3 separate regions of the Homo sapiens genome follow, and regions 1 and 2 are each linked to region 3. Evidence: chromatin loops called from intact Hi-C (ENCODE). Cell type or tissue: PC-3. All regions are shown on one strand.

What was found. A loop is a pair of places that touch in the nucleus more often than their neighbours do. Peaks named below come from ENCODE experiments on the same cell type or tissue, not always from the same donor. Only the 100,000 strongest peaks of a DNase experiment are listed, where the experiment ranks them.
Region 1: it touches region 3 in a loop (4-fold over the local background); 13 of 110 quality-filtered maps call a loop at or near these places.
Region 2: it touches region 3 in a loop (2.8-fold over the local background); 5 of 110 quality-filtered maps call a loop at or near these places.

What each region holds. Positions count from the first base shown.
Region 1 is chr7:143,006,551-143,009,050 of GRCh38, forward strand. No RefSeq gene overlaps it. Among named protein-coding and RNA genes, the nearest start is that of OR9A2, 19 kb to the right of the region's middle. In PC-3, a CTCF peak has its summit at 1,556 (motif pointing right); a DNase peak (open chromatin) is centred at 1,561; H3K27me3 peaks cover 941 bases.
Region 2 is chr7:143,489,577-143,492,076 of GRCh38, forward strand. All of the region lies in intron 2 of EPHA1-AS1 (EPHA1 antisense RNA 1), which reads left to right. Among named protein-coding and RNA genes, the nearest start is that of TAS2R41, 13 kb to the left of the region's middle. RefSeq lists a silencer at 2,400-2,500. In PC-3, a CTCF peak has its summit at 1,313 (motif pointing right); no DNase peak of the experiment used is centred here.
Region 3 is chr7:143,415,330-143,417,829 of GRCh38, forward strand. The region is part of intron 2 of EPHA1-AS1 (EPHA1 antisense RNA 1); the gene reads left to right. Among named protein-coding and RNA genes, the nearest start is that of EPHA1, 7.7 kb to the left of the region's middle. In PC-3, a CTCF peak has its summit at 1,422 (motif pointing left); DNase peaks (open chromatin) are centred at 582 and 1,412; H3K4me3 peaks cover 1,273 bases; H3K27ac peaks cover 1,407 bases.

The DNA.
Region 1 (2,500 bases), 410 kb before region 3:
ATTAACTCATTTTATTTTGAAACTCCTCTGTGCTTAGCTTTTGACTGAATTTAAATTTCTGTTGGAGCAAGCTAAGTTGTTTTAATTTTGATGTTCAAGTCAATTAACCTCTTATTGTGACTTTTTGCCTTAGTTATACAAATAAAATTTTATATAATGTTGGAGACTCAATCATTTTGATGCTGACATTTCTTAATCCTACACATGGTCACATACCCTGGAAAGATATACAAGGCTCTGAAAACACAGCTGCCACGGGGAAGTGAGATTGGATGGCTGGGAAAGAGATTGCTTTTCATGTTATTTGTTTTCACGTGGTCCTATACTTGTGTACTTTTTGAACTTTATGCCATATGAATTTATTAATAATTTGACAAATCAATTTAAAACCAACTTTAAAATCAAATTTCAAATGCATGTGGTTCAAAGAAAAGCACCATGATAGAATTGAAAGAACAGGATCTGGAATTAGGGACCTGAATTTGAATCTCCTCTTGGCGTTTGTGTAGTTAGGAGAACTCGGGCAAGTTACCTGACATCTCTGAATCCCTGTTTTCCTTATCCTTAACGTGGGACAGAGTATTTAATTTACATGGTTTGGTGAGGACAAGGCAGGTAATATCTCTCTGACAGACCTACTTCATGGCATGTGCTCCATGGACTGGTTATATTATTGGTAGCATTCAATATATTCAGTAAAAACAGTATAATGTGTGCCTTCTGTAATCCCCAAGGAGACAGTAAATGTGTTGGTAACATCCCAGTTAAATGCGTACCTGAGAACAGGATTTTCCCAGACATAGCAACATGGGTTTACAGTTTTAACCATTTCACCAACCTCTGCCCCAGGCTCTTCTGGAGGGAATCAACACAGCATTGAATCCCTTTCAATTAACCTTTCTTCTTAAGATCATAGTTCTATCAAACTTTTAAAAATTAGTTAAATTGGCCAGGAGCGGTGGCTCACGCCAGTAATCCCAGCACTTTGGGAGGCCGAGGCGGGTGGATGACCTGAGGTCAGGAGTTCGAGACCAGCCTGGCCAACATGGCGAAACCCCATCTCTACTAAAATAAAAAAAATTAACAGGGCCTATTGGCAGTTGCCTGTAATCCCAGCTACTCAGAAGTCGGAGGCAGGAGAATAGCTTAAACCCGGGAGGCGGAGGTTGCAGTGAGCCAAGATCGCGCCACTGCACTCCAGCCTGAGCAACGAGAGCGAAACTTCGTCTCAAAAAAAAAAAATAGTTAAATTGTGTTTCCCTATTCATGGAAATCATTCTGCTATTATTCTCAGTGAGTGTCTTGGTTCGTGGGTCTCCCTCAAACCATTTTTTAAAATTTGATTTGCTTCAGAATGTCTCTTATTTTTGTTTCAAGTTTTCAAAAAATTGTCCCCGATATTTTCGATCTTTTGTGTTTTTTACTCTCCCCCTCACTCTGGCAATAAGCACAGGCTCTGCCCCCTTTCTCCCTTCATCCTCCGGGGAACAGGCTTTGCAGTCGGAGGCCTGAGCGCCCCGGTACCTCCGCTGCACTACGTAGAGCTGCCACCAGGTGGAGCTGAATCCACACCTCTGAGACCGCACACGCCTCTGACACTTGGCATCGTGGCCTCTCTGGGTCCTGATTCTTTGGAAGGTAGGCGGTAACAACAAACTGTTAATAAAAATTAATTAACTTGGAAAATGAGAAAAATACAATGATAGCAGAAACTATCTCAAGCAAAAATCATTTCATATAATCTCGTCGCTGTAATTAGCAGCATCCACGGAAGACGGTGGCTTCCTCTCATATAGATCCAGTTTAATACCCCAGGCTCAGCCCATTAGTCTCTCCTTCACCTCATTCGTTCTGCAGTGTGTTCCTCTGAGCGCCTCATAGTCACACATCTGCAGGCAGTGCACAATGCCTTTTGCACACGGTCGAGGTCCTTGAACTGAGTACTTTGTGCATGCTATTGGCCTGGAGATTACACAGGCTGCAGAACATGGCTGGCTTGGGAAAGGCAGCACACGGTGGCTACCAAACTCCTTCAGCGGCAGAATTCCCCTAACAAATTGTGAGAATCCCCCACTTGACGCTAAAAGTTATTAAATGGATCCTTTTTATCCCTTCGTTGAGAAAATTCATGCAATACAAAAATTGCAAAATCAGCAATACTCTTCAATGGGTGGGCATTTTCTTTGTAAGAGCATCAGCTGCATACGCTTGAATGTAGCCAGTATTATTTAGTCAGCGCATTGGCAGTGGTTTGTGAGCACCTCACAATAGTGGCTGGGAAACCTCAGGGTAGCTCTTTGGCATCAGCTAGAACCAAGTTGAAATACAATTTCTGTCACTTTCAAGATGTTTCTTAACCTCTGTGGCCCTCACGCTCTTCACCTGTAAAGTGGAGATAATAACCTTTTCTTAGCAAGGCTATTGTATTATAAATAATGTGTGTGATGGATGAAACTGGAGGTCATTATCTTAAGTGAAACAACCAAGACACAGAAAGACA
Region 2 (2,500 bases), 74 kb after region 3:
TAGGAGGTAATCTATCAATGTAGAAGGAATGATAGAGAAGAAAGGATGAAAGAAGCAAAGAAAAACTAAGGAAAGACAATAGGAAAATGGAAAAGGAGGGAAGGAATGTGGAAGATATGAAAGAAAGGAAGGATTCTTCACTGTGGGGAAGCAGTGGGTAAAGTATTGTAATCAGACACTTGAGAACTGTAGGCATGTCCTAGGATTTCTCAGCTCATTTCTTAACTCTGGATTGAGCTGCTCTTCCTGCTTCTTCTAGGGTCCACTAAGTCCAGACAGGAATCCTCTCACATCCTTTTCATTTCTCCCACAAGTCCAGATAAAGCTGAAGTCCTTGAAACCAATATCTACTAATCCCCTGCTGGTGTGCCAGGGTCTGTGCCAGGCATTGGTTACCTGCTGGTAAGTAAGAAAGATAGAAACACGGGCCCTTGCTTTCTTGATTCTTATAATTTATCTAGGGACACAGAGATTACATCAATAATTACAAATAATTAATTAAGTATAATTGTGCTAAGTGCTATGAAGGAGAAGAACAAGGTTAGTATTTGGCTAATTAAATTTGGAGCTTTGTAATTAAATTATGACAGTAGTTATGCCTTACTCCTTAATAACATGCAATTTATATAGTGAGTTTCAGGCATTTATTTAGATGTTTAAACAAATGATTAACAAAGTAATGTTGTGATGCAAGCGTTCGAAAACCAATGATACTCATGTATTACTACTGAGTATGAGGTGATAGAAACCCACAGAATCTTTTCAAACAGAGTGAATTCTCCCTTGTCAGCCAAGGTTGTACCAGTTCATCTCCCTTCTACCATGCTGACTGGTCCTCTTGAAAAATAAAATTAAGTGCCATCACTTTTTCTTAATATAAATATAATCTCCAGATGTATTTCCTGCTCTTAAAAAATTTAATTAACAAACTGATTCATTTATTAAAACATTATTGAGTATATCAGGCACTATGCTTTCAACCAACCTCTAGGAAATTCCACCTTTCAATGTTAGGGATTTGTGTTTAGAAAATCAGCAGTGCCAGAGGATCAAATAATAAATTTTTAAAAATGGATTTTGGTCAAATCTGAGAATCTAATGAGAGCATGTTTGTGCAAGCCACTACAGCCAGAGGACAAATGCCATACATCTGCATTAAGAAAATGAGAGCAGAACCACAGAATAAAATGCAAGAAAGCTGAAATGCATAATTCAATTTATGTTTCTTCTGGCTGGAAACATTGGTGGAGGGAGAGAGCAGAGAGGACCTGGATGGAGCTGGCATCTTGTCTCCATTCAGCCCTGGTCCTGCAGTGGCCAGAAGGTGTCACTGTAGAAACTGCTAAGAATAGAAACTGGCCTTGGGTTCTCAAGGTTGGAGATCAGGTTCTAGGGTCAGAGCCAGGGGCTGGAATTTTGACTGCTGCCCTAGGGAGATGGTTCCCTTGTATCAGCAGAAGTAGATCAATGCTGATCTACTATGATCAGTATGCTGCTTGTTACTATAGACAGAATCTTCACCTTCAGAGTTGGCCTCAAGGATTGAGATACCCTCCAGAAGGTAACCACAACTGTTTAAAATGAAAAGAAATATAGGGGCTAAGTGTTTCATTCCTTTCATTTTATAAACAAGGAAACCAAGGAATAGGGCTACGGTGATTTGCCCAGGTCTCAGATCTACCTGGAGACTAAGCTGGAACAAGGGTCAGGGCTGCCCTGCACATCTAGCTCTACCCAAGCCCATGAGTGAAGGGTGGGAAGGAGTTCTGAAAAGCTGTAGTCTAGGAAGGGAGGCACCTGAGGAACCTCAGATGGGAAGCTCAGGACAGCCATCTATCCTTGAAGAGAAAGACATGTGGTGTGGGGGTAAAGCTTTAAATAAGTCAAGGGGTCTGAGTTTGAGTTTGCCTCTTCCATTAGTCTGCTATGTGCAACTTACTAGACCTCTATGAGCCTCAGTTTCTTCATTTGAAATGCATGAATAATAATAATGCTTATCTCACAACATTTTAAGTAAGATCAGATGAACAAATGAATATGAATGTGCTTTGTAAAGTATAAGTAAACGTAAGTGGCTGTTACTATGCTCAACAAGTCCAAATTACAGAGGTAAAGTCTACCCAGTGCCATGGGGACAAGAAACAATAGAATATGTGCTATAAACGTCAGAAAGTTTTCAGAATGTGGGTCATAAAGCCCCTTGAAATGCATTATATTGCTTAAACCACCTAATTACAGAGACCCTGTTAAATATAGTGAAGAATCAAAGTAGAGGGTTCACCTGTACTCAGTGAGTAGGTAGTACATGCTCTGCACACAGTGTGAACTTAGTACTATTTTATTCCAATACATTTTGGTGATGTTTTTAGATGATGAAAAACTATTTTTATTGATAGATGGCCTCGTTCTTAGCTTTTTGGGACAGAGAATTTTATTCCACTTTTCTCACCTTGGTAAACATGTACTGAGCACTGTTCAGCGCCTGGTCCAGTGGAAGGTA
Region 3 (2,500 bases):
GGCAACGAGCAAAACTCCATCTCAAAAAAAAAAAAAAAAGATGCTAAGAGAGATCACTTTCGACCCATTTACATTATGATGCAATATGAAAATAAAATAAATACCACTCTAACATTTTCAGGACATATGGCAATTCTCCCTGTGCTGATTTTTTTTAAATGTATCTCTGCAGTATTAACATCCTCTAAATCATTCTCTTTGTTTTAGAGACAAGAAGGTAGTTGACAAGCTGTGAACCTGCATTGCATTCTAGTGATGGGACACGTGGAAGGGGAAGCTGAAGTTGAAGGGTGGATGGTAGCAGCCACAGGGAGTGAGATGGGCTCGTTTCTGGAGCTGTTGGGAGAGAAAAAGGGAGTCAAACGGGAATTCACACAGGGTTGTGCATTATATCCAAGTGTGTATTCAGATACAAGCCTTTATCTCAATACCTTCCTTACCCCCATTCCGCACATATCTCATACCAAAGTACAAATAAAACCATTCCCAATTGTTCTAATATTTCATTTGATTTCTTGAGTCATGAAATGAAAATGTGGAGGGGTTAGTCATGTGAAGTGGCTGTGACTCAAATATCTTACGATGATATTTGTGCGCGTCTCATGAGAAATCATTGTGTTTCCACCTGAACTTGTTTGCTTGACTGCCTGAGAAGATAGTGTTGCTAACCTGAGAAGTTAATACGCTGCCTTAATGCTTGGGCTGGTAGAAGTGAGGGAGGGAAAGGAAGAGAACAAATGTGTCTCAGTGAACTGGGGCATGACAGAAATTTAATAAGAACAGGTTGAGACAAGTGTTAAATACTGGAATCCCCCGGGAGCACAGCGATAGCTTGGTCCTTGTCAAAAAGTGTACTGGTTGGAGCTCAGGAGGGAAAGAGAAAGTGATAAATCAGCCATGTCTTGAAGTCCATTTTAATTTAGCTAGCCTGCGAGAAGAGAGGGCTGAAATAAACTATCAGCTCTGTCTTCTGCATTAAGCAAGCATAATTTATTTGAAAAACATTCAGTTTTATTTCTAGCTAGGCTAGGAGTTCTTGTAACTTCTACAGAGGGTTGGGAAGAAGATCGGCATAACCCATGCTTACTATTTGAAGTTACTGGTTCTGTTGTCAGGAGGTAATATTATATTGTTGTCTTGTAAAAGAAGTATTTGATAAGTATGGGACCTCTTAATTGGGCACAGATTGGATTTCTTTTACATTTTGCTTTGAAGAAGTTATTTATAAAGGGATCGTAATAGGGTAATTTATATCTTTTTCTAACAAGTTCTAGTTTGAAAGTATTATAAATCTACTTACCCAGACACAGACACATTTGAACATATAGATAACAACCACCTCTGTTAAGAAATTAATGTACACATTTCCAAATCTATCCCTGAGTTTAGGCGATCCAGGCCATGGGTCATAAACTATGAGAGCCACCTAGTGGGAAAATTTGGTAATTGCACCTATATCTTCAAATTCTGGGTGTGAGAGCCACAGATAATTTCTGTTTATAAAATCTTAGAATACCATGGGAATATTTATCAACATGATATGAAAGTGACAGCGATTTTTATATATTCCTACTATTATAAAGATGGTAGGCCCTTAGGCTAGGAAGTAGCTTTCTTAACTTGACCTAGTCATCACAGTAATGATAGACTTTTGACCAGGTGAGGAAGGGAGGGTGGGGTGTGCCACCATGTTGCCTCACTTTTGGGCTTTCTGCTTTGGATACATATGAAAAAACCAGAAACCAAGTCACCTAGGAGGCGCTGGCTGGGAAAAAAATGGTGCCCACTGTTTGTAGTGTGTCTGTTAGGTTGTAAGCTAGAGAGAGATGCTTACACTCTAACTTTTTTTTTTCTGAAGAGATGAGCTCTCACTATGTTGGCAGACTGGTCTTGAACTCCTGGCTTTAAGCAATCCTTTTTTTTTTTTTTTTTTGAGACGGAGTTTCACTCTTGTTGCCCAGGCTGAAGTGCAATGGCACCGTCTCGGCTCACCGAAACCTCCGCCTCCCAGGTTCAAGCAATTCTCCTGCCTCAGCCTCCCAAGTAGCTGGGATTACAGGCATGTGCCACCATGCCTGGCTACCTTTTTGTATTTTTAGTAGAGACAGGGTTTCTCTATGTTGGTCAGGCTGGTCTGGTCAGGCTGGTCTATGAACTGCCGACCTCAGGTGATCCGCCCGCCTCGGCCTCCCAAAGTGCTGGGATTACAGGTGTGAGCCACCGCACCTGGCTCTGATTAAGTCTTCTTACACTGAAGCTGCTGTGTTGTCTGAACAGAGCCTCAATTAAGAAGTGACTGAAGCTTTTCCCCTCCCTCCCTCTCTTCCTTTCTTCCTTCCTTTCTTCTTTGTTTCAACAGTTCTGGGGAAGTACTAAATATTAGACCAAAATTAAAACCTGATACCCACCGTACTGAGTGTTTGCTTAGAAAGTTCTTGTTTGTTTTTGAGAAGCACTAGGAGTTAATGGAATGGGTATTTAGTGGCCTTTGGATTCTGTA